2 separate regions of the Mus musculus genome follow, and region 1 is linked to region 2. The links are chromatin loops, found by intact Hi-C in ENCODE. Cell type or tissue: heart. All regions are shown on one strand. Each heading gives the region's core, and the rest is flanking DNA. Links, peaks and the distances in the headings are about the cores only.

Evidence for each region. Peaks named below come from ENCODE experiments on the same cell type or tissue, not always from the same donor. Only the 100,000 strongest peaks of a DNase experiment are listed, where the experiment ranks them.
Region 1: a loop joins it to region 2, with 26 times the contacts of the local background. A loop is called at or near these places in 3 of 42 quality-filtered maps.

What each region holds. Positions count from the first base shown.
Region 1 is chr19:30,838,404-30,846,971 of GRCm38, forward strand. All of the region lies in intron 5 of Prkg1 (protein kinase, cGMP-dependent, type I), which reads right to left. Among named protein-coding and RNA genes, the nearest start is that of Cstf2t, 240 kb to the right of the region's middle. In heart, for the core only: a CTCF peak has its summit at 5,089 (motif pointing right); no DNase peak of the experiment used is centred there; H3K27ac peaks cover 479 bases.
Region 2 is chr19:31,963,081-31,971,648 of GRCm38, forward strand. No RefSeq gene overlaps it. Among named protein-coding and RNA genes, the nearest start is that of A1cf, 99 kb to the left of the region's middle. In heart, for the core only: a CTCF peak has its summit at 5,079; no DNase peak of the experiment used is centred there; H3K27me3 peaks cover 542 bases.

The DNA of each region.
Region 1 (8,568 bases), core at 366-8,365, 1.1 Mb before region 2:
AGTGTGACCCGAAGCCCAGCAACCCTTCAGGAACCCTCCAGGTCTTCAGTAGTAGATCTGGTCTCACAGACAGAGAGCAGTTACTAAGTTCTCAGGGTGTAGACAGACATGGCTGTATCCCAGAACATATAGTGTAAGTCAATTTCCTCAACCCCCATTTAATATTTGCTCAATTCTGTTGGTTCTGATCCTCAGGAAAACGCTGACTAATGCAGAATTCCAATGCAAAAGAAGGCAAACAAGTCATTGATGATGCCCCAAGAAAAGAGGGATTCACCAAAGTCCTAGGTTCGAGGTCTTGAGACCTTTGGAAATAATATTAGGTGTAGAAGAGGGAGATGAGATGATTAACGACTACGGAGATAAAATAACTGTAAACCCCTGTGATGCTAGGAGTCTTTCTGAGCAAAAGTAAGATTGCATTAGGAAGCTATAGACTGTTAAAAGGCTATGACAAGACTGAAATCAATATGCAGATCAAAGCTAAGATCCATGGGTTGAAGCCATGAAGGACACTGGGAATTACTGAAAGTCTGACAGATAAACACAATGCGGCTGAGGGAAGGCTGAGGTAGAGAGAGTAAAGACTCCTGAAAGAGTGGGAGAGGCTCAGACTGGTGCTTGCAGACCTGTGAAAGCCTTTAAGACAACTAGGTGAGCACAGTCATGAGGGATTTCAACCATCCTGGGCCTCTGCCCTTGCACCATTGGGTAGAAGAGACATGTGCTCAGTCCCAGTCACAACACAAGCAAATCAGTTCCTCCTCCCGTAGGCACTAAAGAACCAAAGGAACACAAGATGTTCTGTCTTCTGCATAAAGGGCAAATATAGAGCTTACAAGTCATGCAGCTTTGGGGAAGGAAAAATGAAAAGGGCATCTGTAGTAGGTTAAAAGAAAAAAAAGTAACAAATATCCAACTGGTGAACTCGGTATCTAAGAGAGTTTTCCACGGGCCAGAGAGAAATGGATTACAAAAGGTTATGTGGATCAGAAGGCATCTCACTAAGCTGCTTATGGTAATAATAAGAGATTACAATGAACCAGGGATTGTGCTAAGGGCTTTGTGCACGGATTAACAATAAAATTGATCAAGCTAACCCAGAATGCTTGACGAATACCAAAGTATGCTAAAAGTACTAATTACATCCAATCATAACTATGTTTTGATTGGTCAAGTTGGACCTATAAAATCATTTTCTGAAAAAAAATGTTCTCTGTGTTAAAATAAATGTAGAATGTCAATATGTATTAAAGCATTGGCTCTGGTGGCAGTGGCACAGACCTTTAATCCAAGAACTTAGGATGCAAAGACAGGAGGATCTCTGTGAGTTTGAGGCTAGCCTGGTCTACAAAGCTAGTTCTAGAACAGCCAGGGCTGTGACACAAAGAAACCCAGTCTCAAAAAAACAAAAAACAAAAAACAAAAACAAAAGGAAAGACTATTGATACATATCTATACCCTTGTTTTCTCATATTTGTGTGTATATTTAATGTATATCAGTAGTATTTTTCAAAATACATTATTATATCAGCAAAAAGATTCTTCAGAAAATCGACCAAAATCTTCAAATTTATACTCTAAGATCACTAAACTTGAAAATGTTGACATGTTCAAAAAAATCCTCTTCTCTATGCCATGCTAATATGAGGAAAATATCTTTTCTTCACAAGAATACATAAGAATGGACTACAAAAGTAAGGCTGCTTTGTTTATCTGCTTTTTCCCCATTTAACTGTGAAAAAGCCATCACGGAAATATTTTACCTCTGTTGTCGGAGCGTTCTGTCCGGAAGATGCCTTGTTAATAGATATTTTCAGGAGCCAAATCTCACTAAATAAGTTCTTTTGTTACCTCATCCTTTTGAAAAATAAAAACAACTTCTTCTTCTTCTTCTTCTTCTTCTTCTTCTTCTTCTTCTTCTTCTTCTTCTGCTTCTCCTTCTCCTTCTCCTTCTCCCTCCTCCCTCCTCCCTCCTCCCTCCTCCTCCCTCCTTCCCCTCCTCCTCCTCCTTCTCCTCCTCTTCCCCCCCCCACCCCCGGAAACAGGGTTTCTCTGTATAGCCCTGGCTGTCCTGGAACTCACTCTGTATATCAGGCTGGCCTCAAACTCAGAAATCCACCTGAATTCTGGCTCCTGAGTACTGGGATTAAAGGCGTGCACCACCATCTATGATTTTATGAGTGAAAATAAATGTCTTTGGATAGCTGATATCTCTGCCTTACATAACTGCGATTTTCAACTACCTTCACTCGGTGGATGAAAGGTTATTGACGAGAGAACTCAAACTCGAGCTGAAGCTTCTATTACTCATTTCAACGATAAGTCATTTGAATTCCACTGGAGGAAGCTGAATCTGATTCAAACAATCACTCCTCCAAAAACTGATGTTGAACAATGCCTTTCTCCATGCTGAGGCAAAATATATGACAAAGGCGACTTATGGGTGGAAAAGCTTATTTTAGCGCACAATATAAGGGGTAAAATCCACCATGCTGGGGAAGGTGTTATGGAAGGAGCATGGGAAAGAGAGCCGGTCACACTGCATTGGCAGACAGGCAGCTGAGAGAGATGAGTGCTGGTGTCCAGTCAGCTCTTTCCTTTTTATTCAATATGAGGCCTCAATCTACAGGATACTGGGGTTCATATTTAGATGGGTCTTTCCTCTTCATTTAAACCTTTCTGGAAAGTGCCAGATGTGTGTTACCATGGTGATCCTAAGTACTGTCAACCTGACCATGAGTACCACCTATCTCTGGCACATAGTCAGAGCTGTCATCTGGATTTTTCTTGATCAATGTCAGCTCTATAACATGCCTTTGTTTCTCTGTGTGTTTATACAACAAGAATATCTATAAAAAAACCTGAGAGCATTTATATTTATTATAATACTCAAGTATTTTTTAATTCCACTTGTAGACACCATAGCCTATTTCAGATACTTCCATTCCATGAATTCCTTAATTATGTGAGAGTGTTGTTTTGTACCATGATGCTATTTTGTCAAATCAATGACCAATCCCAAAACAGAATATCTTCAACATTAAATTTTAAGAGTCTAAAATAGAACTCATCATAGAAATAAAATCTTTCTTACTTAAGATAACTTCAAAACCTACTATTTAATTTTATATAGTGATCAAAATATTATTTAAATTAATATACTTATTTGAGGCATTTATAGAAGACAGCATCATAAGTCCTCAAAGGTCTCAACACATCCCAATCTTCAGAATGTCTGTACACTCTATTTTATATGGAAGAGGAACTTGGTAGATGTGATTAAGAAACTTGAAATAGGAAAATTATCATCAATTATCCGAAGGAATCAAAATACTAGAGACATTATAAGAGAAAATCAAGAGGGTCAAATCCAGAAGATAAAACTTAAAAAGGTGCATGACACAGAAGCCAACGTTAAACTCATGTGATTAGAAAAAAGTACTGACTAAGGAATTTAGGAGATAATTTTGGCTTTCTAACATGAACCCCACAAATCCAGTGTTCTGCTGGTTTTCTGGGTTACCCACCCAAACTCTAAATAGACAAAGCAGTGTTAGTACAGCCAGCCTTTCAGTGGAGCCTGGTATCGCTGGCCTCTGAGAGGCTCTGCCAGCACCCGACTAAGGCAGGTGCAGATACTCACAGCCAACCATTGGACTGACCGGGGGAACCCCAATGAAAGAGTTAGGGGAAGGACTGAAGCAGCTGAAGGGGTTGGCAACCCCATAGTAAGAACCACAGTGTCAACTAACCAGATGCCTCAGAGCTACCGGGGACTAAGCTGCCAACCAAGAGTACAGACATGGGTGGGTCCATGGCTCCTGCTTCATATGTAGCAGAAGATTGCCTCATCTGACATCAGTGGGAGGGGAGGCGCTTGGTCCTGTGTAGACTTGATGCCTCAGTGTAGAGGGATGCTAGAGAGTTGAGAGGTCAGTGGGTGAGTGGGTGGAGGAGCACCCTCTTAGAGACAAAGGGGAAGGGAATAGGTGGAGTGTACATAGAAGGGAGACCAAAAAAAGAGGGATAAGATTTTAAATGTAAACAAATGAAATGATTAATGGAAAAAAATCTACCTCAAACACCAACTGCACAGTAAGTGGGAGGTGAGTAAAACTCACAAGTAACAACATTGCCCTATAAAAGCTGGGGAAGTTCAAAAGTGTGAAGGAATCTGCCTTAATTATGATTTTCATAGTAGCATTTTTTTTCAATCAGTAATGAAGGACGTCTTATCAATTTTCCTATTTTACTCCAATGCCTAGTGTATGTATGTTTCTGGTTTAGGTTATACACATGGGCACCACTGAAATGAGAAGTCCTAATATTTGTTAAGCCTGCTAATTTAACTGAAATCTAATTCTTCATGCTGGTCTTGGTAGCACAAGCCTGTAATCACACTGAGAGTGGCCAGAGCAGTATGATGACAAGTATAAGATCAAAGCCTTCCTGAGCTTCAGCAGGAGTGTGTGTGTGTGTGTGTGTGTGTGTGTGTGTGTGTATCTCAAAAAACTTCAATGACTCCTTCAGCCATCTATCATATTGTACTTGGTATTTAACCTTTTCTTCCATGAAAGCTAACCACATGCTTGTTTAGAGGGGTTTACAGTTTATGTCGGCTATTCTCACAAAACTAATTTTTGAAAGTTACATCTTCTGAGCCAGCCCTTTGCTATAGCTGTGTGACTTCACAAAGGCTCTGAGAGATCATGTTACAAAAGACTCTGCACTTCAGCTCACATTTGTATAAGGCAGCAGTCATATGAGACGATTCCACTTGCATTCCAGTAGATGAGAAGAGCCAAGTGCTTAGAATCCCTAAACAATCTCACAGCCCTCCCCCCCACCCCACCCTACCCCCCCCCTTTTTTTGGCAGAGCTATGAACTAGGGAAGTCGGATATCCTGCCTCCTAGATCCTATCTGGGTCTCTACTAAATGACAAAATTGAGCATCTCTGCATAAGGCACATGATTCATCTCCTATTTTAGTCGGATCACAGACAATCTGCTTTCTAACAGCTGCCTGCAAAACTCTAAGGAGATTTAAGAGGATACTGTACCAATGACAGTAGATTGTTTTTGCTTCATTTTACCAATAGGTGGCACCGTAGACAACAGTATAGCCCCAGTAAGTCTGACATAATTTTAAATGTAGGAATATAGACAAAGGCTTTTGTTTTCCTTTTTCTCTTCCTTTCCTTTCCTTTCCTTTCCTTTTTTTTGGGGGGTAGGGATATAAGAGAAAACTATCCCACCATGCCCCCACCTATGTTCGATAGCTATATAACTTATTTATGTAGTCACATTTGATAGCTATAAAGCTGATATGGAGCTCCAAGTATAGACTCATTTCTGCTTTCCCCTTCATATGTCCCTTCCCCAATGACTAGTCTAGTCATTTGACCCCATTGACATCTGTTCAATAAGAACTATTGGAGTAGCTCAGAGGTAATTGTGTTTGCTAGGCACGGTGGCTCACACCTGTGACCCAGCGCTTGTAAGGCTGAGGCGTGAGGATTGTCACAAGTTTGAGGCCAGCTGGGAATACAGTGAGTTCCAGGTCAGCCTTGGCTACCCTGTTTCAAATCAGGCCCAACTCATAGTCCCTCCCCCAGGGAAATAAATGCAATGAGCACACAGGTGTTCCCTAGATCAGGAACCTTATTTAAATAAATCTAGAGGTTCTTGTGAAAAAAAATAAAGAAGAACCCATTAGGTGTTGATTCAGAATAATTCCAGGTTAAAGGTTTTATTTATTTATATAGTCACTTTTACCTATCTTAGAAATAGAGCTATGGGGTTGGGTGATGGCTTAGCAGGCAAAAGCTCTGACCACAACCTGAGTTTAACAACCTGAGTTCAAATCCTGTAACCTATGTGAAAGCCAGATGTCAGGGCGCAAATCTGTAATCCCAGCCTCCTACCTTGAGGTGGGAGGGGGAGACAGGAGATTGCATCAAAAGTCCAAGAGCCAGCGAATCTGAAGCAGGTAACAGCGGAGCAATCTAAACAAAAGATCCTACCTCAGCAAAGTCCAGGGCAAGAACCAACTCTTGAAAGTTGTCTCTGTTTTACATGTGTATACAGGCATGCCCATACATACACATAAGCATGATGGTGGTAATAATAATAATAATAATAATAATAATAAATAATGGCTAATTAAAGCAAGAATCTTCAGTACCAACGCTTGTTAGTCTAACTAGATCGTGTCTAGAAGTTAGCTGATATAACACTAAGGGATTTTAAACTCAAACACAAGAAAACTCACACAAGCATTTATAACCATATGGGAACACTAATATGCATAATCTTATGGTCTTTAATCACCAACAGGTCTGTTTAAGCCTAATATGAGTCACAGATATCACTCCCTGTGCACTGAGACTATAGATAATAAGAACTGACTTTAAAAACCACAAAATTCCCTTCACTCCCAGCTTTCATGGTCTTAGGTAGTGGTGCCCCCGGAGGGTCTGAAGACAGGGATGCTGGACTCATTGGTAGTACTTCATCCACTTAAAGTTGAACATCTCACCAGTCACTGGATAGAACCAAATTCTTCCCATTTCTAAATGTTTAATCCTTATGATTGCTCCCCTATTAGAACCTTCAGCTTTATCCAGATCTCTCTCAGCTGTCTGTAGAGAGCCAAGAGGATGTGGGAGTGGCTGGAGAGACGCAGTAAAGTTCAAGTGGATACCAGACTACGGTCCACTCCGTGGCAGTGTGTGACTAATATATTAAAGGCTCTGAGTTCTATCCCTAGCACAGCAAGGGAAAGAAGCCAAGAGGAAAGAATTTGAGCCATACTTACTTTTCCAGTTCTGTGCACTGAATACTACCTCGAATATACTCTTCTTCCATCTCTAGTAATAAAACACACTGGATGACACACACTGACAGGTACCACAGACAGGAAGGATGCCTCTGCCTGTCTGGTAAGAAGGCAGCTCTGCCATCTTTTCTAAAGTCTTCTCCGGATCTCTCAAGGCTCGTGACCAGTTACACACTGACTATTCCCTGTGATTGTTGGCTACTCTTGGTTGTCAATTCCAGATGGAGTCCGTAATCAACTAAAACTCCAAACAGCTCAGCACATCTGTGAGGGATGTTCCTTGATTGGACCATTTGAAGTCAGAAGACCCACCCTAAATCTCGAACACCCCTTCTCAAGGCAGCCAGTAGAGAGCTCATGGAAGCAGCAGCTTTCTTTACCACCTTCCCTCATCACACTGGCAAGTTCATTCGTCCTGCTGATGAAGCACTTCTTCAGTGGTACTAGAGTCTACTTCTTCCAGCAGAGACATCAGGCCTCCTGGACCAAACAGGTATTGGATTCTTGGACTTTGTCTTGGAAGACAGCCATTGTTAGATTAAGCTAGGCAACAGCCTATAACGCAGCCACTCTAATAAATCCCATATATAGGGGATATATTATATCCATATAGATTTTTCTTTCATTCTATCAGATCTGTTCCTCTAGAGAGACGTGGCTAATACCCTCCATCCCTCACCCAGGTACACATTTCTCACACGGTGCTGCTGAGTGTGCTCTGTGAAACAGGCAACAACCACTCCTTTTTGTTAATTACTGAAAGGCACCTGGAATAAATTATGTTCATAATTAGCCCATCTGGGCTTGAATCGTTACAGTCTTATGTAACCAAAAGATTTTTGTGCACAGTAACACCTTTCAAACCGTTTGTTCACTACTGAAAAATAGATGCCGGGGGGGGGGGGGGTGGGGGGTGGTGCAAGCTGTGAGCACAAGATGGGGCTCGCTGTGAGCACAAGGTAAGGACATAAGTTTTGGGGACATGTGAAGGACTCGTCATTAAGGATGATTGATAAAATTCATCTGGGAAAACGTGGGTTTCATTAAAAGGCCCATGTACTCCCTTCTAGCTTTGACATTTTGGGCTCTGTTGATCGTGATTAGAATGGCAGCATGTGAGAACGTTGAGCAAATAGCTTTGTGGATGCATAGTCACAACCATACCTGGAAGTTGTAGTCCTTATTCTAAGTCAGATTACTTTTATTAAGTCTAAATGACTTGAACTGTGCTTTAATTTATTCAAACAAAATACTTAAGAGCCATATTAATTTATGGACCTTGCATAGGCTATTCTGGAGAAAACCCACTGACAAACAACAACAAAAACCCTGCCAATTCCTTAACATACTTAAAGACTGTCATATGGCAAATTACATCCCCACCAAAAAAAAAAATCTCTGGCAATGGTTTTCATCTATGTTCATCTAAATCTTCACGATTTTTCCCCCAAGTTTCAATACATATATACACACACATGCATACACACATGCACACACACAAATAATTCCTCTCACATATTGAGAGGTTATTTTTTGATAGTTGAGTCTATGAAACTTATATCTTCTTTGCTTTATGTTGCTCATGACTAAACAAACCCAGGGCATCATGCAGGCTAGTCAAGAATTCTATCACTGAGCCACTTCGCAGCTTACTGTAGATTCTAACACTACACATTACTTAAAGGCTCTAAGCTCTTTTTGTTTGATCTGAATTTTTCCCCAGACA
Region 2 (8,568 bases), core at 283-8,282:
TTGTAAATATAATTGCAGTCTCTTGGCTCTGCCTTTCCAACATAGCAGTGTGGTGTGAACAGTGTCACTATATCATTTGTTCAGAAGCTATAATAATTTAAATTGTGTGTGAACATGCTCACATATACATGTAGTCATATTACCACTTACTAGATCTCAGAGGGAACACTTGGCTTCCTTTTTCTGATAAGAGCTGAGATAAATCATGACCCCTAGCTTGTCTTACAGACGTCCTGCAGAGCATGTAGACTTCCTCCTTAGGCTAATGTGTCTCTGGTAAGAGCCTTGGGGATCATATTGCAACAACCAACCACAGGATACAGTCTCGATCCCAACCAAGTTGATGCAACAAAATATTCATGAGATGAGACACCCAAGCTGGGGCTGGAGCAAAGAAAGAAAAAAGCTTCTATGGCCTGTGGTTAGACAGAGTTTAGACAAAGGCCGAGTTAGGTGATGATTCTTCGTTGTGTCTTATTGTGACGTTTTTAGACATAATTGCCATTGTTTTTATTCGTTTCCCACAGCCCTCCCTTCTCCCTATTGCTAATCCTCCTCATCCATCCAAATAGTTCGCCCTTCTACTTCCATAACACACATACTTCATTACCGCTCAGGGGTTTTTTCTCCCTTTAGATTTCTCTCTCCTCAGAGTGACCTTCCTATTTATATGACCTAAACACAGCACATGCGCTCGCATGCACACATACACACATATATGCACTCATGCACACACACAGGTATACATTTAAACACAGATACATCATATGAGAGAAAGCAAATCGTATTTGTCATTATCAGTATAACTTATTTTTACTTAGTATAATGATTCCAGATCCATTCAACTTCCTGCAAATGTCATCATTTGATTCTACTTTACACCTGTACAGCACTTTATCCAATCAGCTGTTTTTTGATGGGCATCTAAGCAGGCTTCGTACCTTGGCTACTGTAAGCAGTGCAGCAATCGCCACGGATGTTCAAGGCTCTCTGCCATCTGCTAACTCAGTATCCTTTAGGAATACATCTATGAGCAGTAAAGATGGATAGTATGTTGTTTTGTTGTTATTGTTGGTGGTGGTGGTTTGGTTTTTTTTGTTTGTTTTGTTTTGTTTTGTTTTGAGGAACCTCCTCCACCCTGGTTCCCACAGTGGCTGCACAAGTTCACATTTGAGCAGGGAATAAGGGATAAGGGTGCCTCTTTCACAATATTTTTATGGCATTCATTTATTTAGCTTTCCTGATGAAAGACATTCTGAGTGAGATGGGATCACAAGGCAGTTTCCATCTGCATTTCCCCGATGGCTAAGAATTTAGAACACTTTTCCAAATAGTAATCAACATGTGCATCTCTCCTTTTGAGAACTGTCTATAAATTGCATCAGCTCATGCATTAACTGGGGGTTCAGAATGAGAGTGACATTGAATATCAGTAATTCTTTTTCAAAATTATTCTTTCATCATTTTTTACAGTCCAGTCATTATTCTCCTCCCAGTACACCCTCTAACTGTTTCACATCTCATTCCTCCTCCCCCTATCTCCAAGAGGATGTCCCCTCCCCCAACATCCCACCAGACCTCTCCCCTCCCTGGGGCCTCAAGTCTCTCAAGGGTTAGGTGCTTCTTTTCTCACTGAGGCAGTCCTCTGCTGCATTATGTGTCCGGAGGCCTCATATCAGCTGGTGTATGCTGCCTGGTTGGTGATACAGTGTCTCAGGGATCCAGGTTAGCTATCAGTAATTCTTTATTAATCCCCTATCAAGTTATATCTTAGCAAAGATTTTCCCCAGTCTTTAGAGAACCTCTTTCCTCAGTTCGGGACTTCTTTTGCTGTGCAGAGACCTTTTAATCTCACAAGTTCCTATTTGTTATTCCTTGGAATTATTTCTTGTACTACTAGAAACCTCAAAGGTTTTTGTATTTTTTGACTCTTTGATTCATTTAAAAACTGGTCTCTGTGATGGATAAGAGACGTGTGTCCATTTCGTTCTACAATATATGGATATCCACTTTATCCAAAACCAGTTGTGAAAGGGATATCTTTTTTCCAGTGTGTGCCTTTGACACCATTACCAAACACTGGGTTATTACAGCTGGGTGAGTCCGTTATACCTCTGGGTCCTCTACTGCATCGGCCCTCGTCTCTCTTTTCATTCCCATATCATGATGGATTCCTTAGTATGGTTCTCTGAGATAATTTGAGATTATCTCATTATTCTCTCTAAACCTGTTTTCTCTGCTTGTGGGACTGCTTTAGCTACTCTGAGCCTTTTGTGCTTCCATGTGAACTTTAAGATTATTTATTTTTCTTTCAATTTCTGTAAGGAATGCCATTAGAATTTTGATGCACAATGTGATAGATAGGTGGTAACAAATCTGCAGATTCATGAGCATGGCAGGCCTTTCAGTCTTCTAGTCTTGACAGTATTTTTAAGTGTTCTCTGTAGAGATCTCTCATTCCTTTGGTTAGGTTTATTCTAGGTAGTTTTTGTTTTTCATTTGTTTGGGTTTTGGGGTTTGGTGGTCGTAGTGGTTTGGTTGTTGTTGTTTTAGGCTGTTGAGTATTTAGTGGCTTTCATTTCTTTCTTGGCAGGTTTGTTACTGGCGTATAAAAAGGGCTCTGTTTTTTTATGTATTGCTTTTTGTATCCTGCTAGTTTGCTGAATGGGTTTATCAAATCTGAAGAGTTTGCAGATGGTCTCTTGGCTTTTAGTATAGGATCATGCTCATTGCAAACAGATATTCGATTCCTTCCTTTTCTACTTGTGTTCCTTTTGTCTATTCCTTTTGTTGTATTCATCCAGATAAGGCTTCAAACCCCACTTTAAACAACAGCAGAGGGAGTGGGCACCTCATCTCTCCTGAGGAACTGCATTCAATTTTTCCCCATTTAGTAGAATATTGGCTATCAGTTTGTCACACACAGCATTTTATGTTGAGATTATGTTCTTTCTACTCCTACTTCCTTCAGGGTTTTTATTCTGAAGGAACATTAAACTTTGTCAAATGCCATTTTGTGCATTAACTGAAATGACGACTTGAATTCTGCCTTTACATTTATATGTTTGAGTATATTCAATCATTCTTGCACCCTTAAAATAAAGCCAACAGGTCTAGTTTCTGTGGTTTACCTTCCCATCTGAATTTTGTCTGACTATAAAAAAATATGATCAAGAAGTTATTTAAACTCTACTGCATTTAACCAGACTTGCTTTAATGCCAAGAATGTGAGTTTTGAGAAGGTGTTTGGCCTACTAAGAAGAATGTACACTCTATATCAATTGGATATGACATTCTGTCAATATATGTCAAATCCATTTGATTGTTGTTTGCCGAACTTTAGTTGGTATCTGTTATCCAAAGATAAGAGTTGGGAGTTGAAATCACCCACTTGTATCAGAACTTCTATAGCTGTTTCTGCCCATTAGTATATGTTATAACACTAAGAGCCCAAATATGTATCAGTGTACATATTTTTACAAATGTTATATCTTGATGAATTGTTCTTTTTATTAGTTTATAGTGTCTTTGGTCTGAAGCCTACATCATCAGATATTAGAATATCTACATTGGCTTCCTCTTCTATCCCATGTGGCCTTGCTTTTTTACGTTTCTTGGGTTTCCATGTTACAATTTGTACATCCATTGGTTTGAGGGTATCTCATCCATGTTAACACGAATATCTTTGTAGTGACTAAAGATCCTATCCCTACTACCACTCAAAAAAGCAAAAGGAATCCATGTGAGACATAGAAATAGACTCGAAACTGATTTAAAGCTCCAAGTAGGCCCCCAATGGATATAAACAGAAAATGGTGAAACAATGTAGAGTGTACTCTGATGTTTATTATTTGGAGTAAGTATAGAAATAATAAACAAATGATATAAAAGAGGGAAGCTGGGAAAGGTGGAAACTGGGAGAGATGACAGGTTAGATGAAAGAAGTAGATGGAAGAATAAAAAAAAATGCTAGAAGGGCAGAGTACAGAGTAAGAAAGGAAAGAAAAATGAAAAGGGTTTCCCAATAGTCATAAAACTCATAACCAAACTTAGGTAAATGGAAGAAGAGGAACAAAATGAAATAATAAAAGGATACAAGAAAACCAATAGGATAAGTCAAAATATTACTTTTGGATGACCGCCCCATTTCCCATGGAGTCCCATGACTTGAGCTGTGTTTACCTTATGTTTCTTCTCTGCACCATTTGCTGTCTGTTTACACCCACTCTCCACTGTTATGTCTCTCCTGTGACTTTCTGATGCTCCTTCTCTTTCTTTGTCATAGCATCTGTGTTTCCTTGTCTAGACACTTCTTTCTCACCAAAGCACACACAGGCAGCTTTGCTTTCTTCATTGCATTTCTAAATCTTAGAAATTTAATTTTTAAGATTTAATCCATTTTAATTGTGTGAGAGGAGCTATGCACAAGTCATGGCTGGTGTCCATAGAAGCCCAAAATGTTGGCCTCTGTATGCTGGCACCTGTAGTTCTAGGTGATTGTGAGCTGCCTGATATGGGTGCTGGAAACCAACTCAGGTCTCTCTGGAAGAGCCATACAGTCTCTTAAACACTGAGCCATTTCTTTAGTTCCTGCTAGAAAGTTCTTAACAGGGCATAATCTCACTGTTTCTCCATAATGCATTACTCCACGACATGGACTGCCTGAAAGGTCAAGTGGCCTGAGTTCTACCCCCAGCCTCATTTCCAGTCTTGTCAAAGTGTGAAAGATGCCAGGTAGTCAGGCTCCTTCTTTGTAAAACGCAATCAAGGGTTCCCACACTGGAGCCTTAGGGTGGGTCACACAAATGAAAGAGCATCCCAGCAGGAATCGAGTGTAGGACCCAACTGGGTCAACTCTTGAGCAGGCTGAAGAATATATATTTCATCTAAACCCACTCAAGTTTAATTGAGACAACGGGAAATAAGACAGGTGCAAAATAAAAACCTCCCGACAGCCTGGGACTTTTCTAACTCAGGCCTGGAAGATCGCAGATGGCTCAAAACCCAAAGGCCTGTAACTGTCAAACTGACACCATGTGTACAGCAGAATTTATCTATAGAACTTAGATCAAGTGTGACATCCAGTGGCCTGTTTAGTTAATGACACTTAGATGCTTTTAAATAGTGGGGGAGTTCTGAGGTCTTTTGTCTTTTAATGGTGCTGATAAGATTTCAATCAACTGGAGAAAAGCAGCCAATGGTCTAGCTCCTAGATAGCAGGCAGGGCAAGAGGAACTTTCCTTATTAGTTTTATCTACAAGTCACAGTGCTGCAAACCAATAGCATCACACACACTAATACAAGAAAACAGGAAGCGATGTAGAAGCCTGCTCCTGCAAATTAAAATTTTTTTCAACAAAGTCTGACTACTGACATCATGCAACCTGTCGCACTCTGGGACTTTAATGCCCCTGTTCCAAGTTTCTGTTTCACCAATGTAGAAATGAGTTCTAAGAAGGTTAAATAATGCCAAAATGTAAAGAACTACATAAGGCTGGAGCCCATGGTCAGAAGTGCCCCTAAAACTACTCTTCAATTCCAGGCAAGACCTCTCAGACTTCAACTGTGGTCACAAGCATCCTTTGCCTTAATCTAGAGACAGTGTGTAGTTACTACTAGGCCTTCATTCTTGGAACTGGGAAAGTAGAAATGGGCACATTGCTTCAAGAACTGGCAACAAAAGAACAACAAAACAACACTGTTTAAAGTGTGTGTGTGTGTGTGTGTGTGTGTGTGTGTGTGTACTCCCAATTATCTAGGAGACAAGACATCTGAAAGCTTTTAAATTCCAAAGGTTTCTCCCTATATATCCTGGGGTAATAATTGGTGGCCACAGTGATAACCCTGTGGTCATTAAGGAAGATTACATTATTCTTAAAGTCCTATGTCTAATTAGATAGAAAAAAATACTTAATGTAATTTAGGATGGTTGAAAATGGAAGATAATGAGAGAGGATATCTCAGTATAATTAAATAGCTTGTCTTGAAGCCTGGCTTGGGTTTGCCATATCTAAATCCTTGAACATAATCAATAGGCCAGTCAAAAGCCTTCTCCTGTCTGGTCAGGTCTGCCATTATTTTTGGGTTTAGACACAATTCTGGACCCTGAAAACTATTTTCAATGTACACCACTTAATTTTCCCTAAGAAAACACACAGTCTCTTTCTGCTCAATATCAGAGCAGAGTCACATTCAAGAAGGGACTTGCGGAGATTTCAGTTCTTCACTTCTATTCCCCAAACAAAGGAGAAAACTCAAACAAGAAAATAATCTTCTCTTATACATGTGGTGGTAAACACATGTAATCTAACACGAGAATTCAAGAGTATTCAGGAGGCTAAGACAGAAAGATAATGAGTTTGAGGCTAGCTAAGCTACATAGTGAACTCAAGGCCAACCTGACCTACATCGTGAGTCCCTGGGGAAGGAGGGAGTAGAGAGAAGGGAAAGGGAAAGAATAGTGGGAGAGGGAGAGGGGGAGGAGAAAGAGGAGGAGAAGGGGAGGGAGGAGTGTAAAAGCAGAGAGGAAATAATAACAACAGTTTAGAGAAATTAAGTACCTTACCAAGAATCACATAGACAGTGGTACAAGCAAGCTTTGATCCCAGTAACGCAGAATCCAGAGCTGAGAGCTGAGGGTTTTTTTTTAACAATCTGAGTGTCTACAGAGGGGAGCCCCCTCATACCTCCCTTAAGAGGAACTGCTACCAAGAGCACCAGAGGATCTAACCCATCTTTCAAGAGAGGTTCACACTGACCCTAGTCAAGGAGTTAACACAGCAGAAACATTGGGACCAGGTCACTCTTGACCAACACAGACTCCTTCATCAAGGTGGTTTCTTAAGAATCACCTCTGGATTCCATCAAAGACTTTCTCAAGACGCTGGGGTCTAGGGACATTCTTCTCAATTATTCCTCCCTCACCTCTGGCTTTGCACCTATCTCACCTCTGTTGCAGCCTTCAAACTCCCCAACCTGTTTCTTCTTCTCCCTCACAGGTTCTGTCCCCCGAGGCATTTCTCTTATTGCGTCTACACCCATCTTGCCAATTAATTCCTGAAAGCCACAGGTGGAAGCCGAAGTGATCAGAGAACATGGACAACACAATAAGACACATCTGCCTCCTCTGCCACCCACCTGCTAGGAGGACCTGGCCCACAGAGAAAGAGGAGCACAGCTTGTCCCTCACACAGGTGGCAACCTCCTCACTACCAAAGAGTTCTCTGCTACCAACCTGCAAAGATACCCTGAAGGCAGCAATAACCACAATAATTCAATGTCTCAAGTATTTGAAGAAATTTGGAGACACTCACTTCCTACAAGGATAGCAGCTTTGGGCAGCAGCTATTGAGTTGTATTAATGTCCGAAGGGGAATAATGTAAGTGTGGTTGATGCAAAGCTGCAGGAAATGCAAGATAACCAGAGATACACTGGGGTAGGCAGTTTATGCATGGCTGTGGGAAAGCAGACAAGAGCTGAGACATCCCCGAAATATATTTTACATCATAGGTCAGGCATCCAGCCATTCCTTCCGGGATTATCTGTTCTTTTATATTCACTTCTTACTGACAAAGCTCATAATATGTGGTCTCTTCGGGACAGTATGTTTGAAAGTGGAATCACAGAGAATTAAAGTGAATTAAATCTCACTTTCATAGCTAAGAAGCCCGGAGCATTGCATAGACATGGGAAGGGACCAGAGGAAATGTGTCTTATACCTTATTCAGAATCTCTCAGGAAGCTTAGCAATTCAGATCAGGGGTACAATGATTGCCCAGCATGCAAAAACCACTGGGTTCATCCTTACTGCTACAGAAACTTTTTTCTAAGAAAGAAAATGAGAAAAAAAGAGAGAGAAAAGATAGAGGAGCAAGAGAGATGGAGAGAGGGGAAGAGGGGGAGGAAGGGGAGGAGGGGGAAGAGAGGGAGAGAATGAGAGGAGGGAGAAAGTAAGGGAGAGGGAGACAGAGATAAAGACAGAGAGGGAAGGAGAAAGACAGAGGCAGAGAGAGAGAGAGACACGGAGAGAGAGAAATTTCAAGAGAATGTCCTGGCTTTAGGAGAAGCTAGATGGACTGCTGCTGTGGAGTGAGACATAAGCCACCTTTTTTTCATTCATTACAGGTAGGACACACGATTTCCAACATCCAAGATGAAGTTGCTTATTTCTGTAACATAAGCTTTTGTGTTGTCCCTCTGATCAGCTGTGTGGCATGACAGGAGCAAACTGGTCCTACAAACCAGACATGCCGTCTCTTTCATTCCAGCCTACATTTTCTAACTGTGCCTTTTGCACCCAGCTGTCCACTCTCCCAACTCCAGTCTCCTCTTCTTGTGAAGTAGAGATAGAAATCAGGAGGTTGCCATGAGGTATAGACCAGGGCACACATGCAGAATACACAACTGCCTACCTGGCAAGACAGAGACAATGGTTGGAAATGCTTTGAAAACAAATCGTCCCAGTCCAGCTACATTTAAGGGACACTAAATTAGAAAAGGTTACTTAGACGTGTGGCTTTCAGTTCCTCAAACCCTGTGTGATCTCAGCATGTGATGTAAATCCGAGA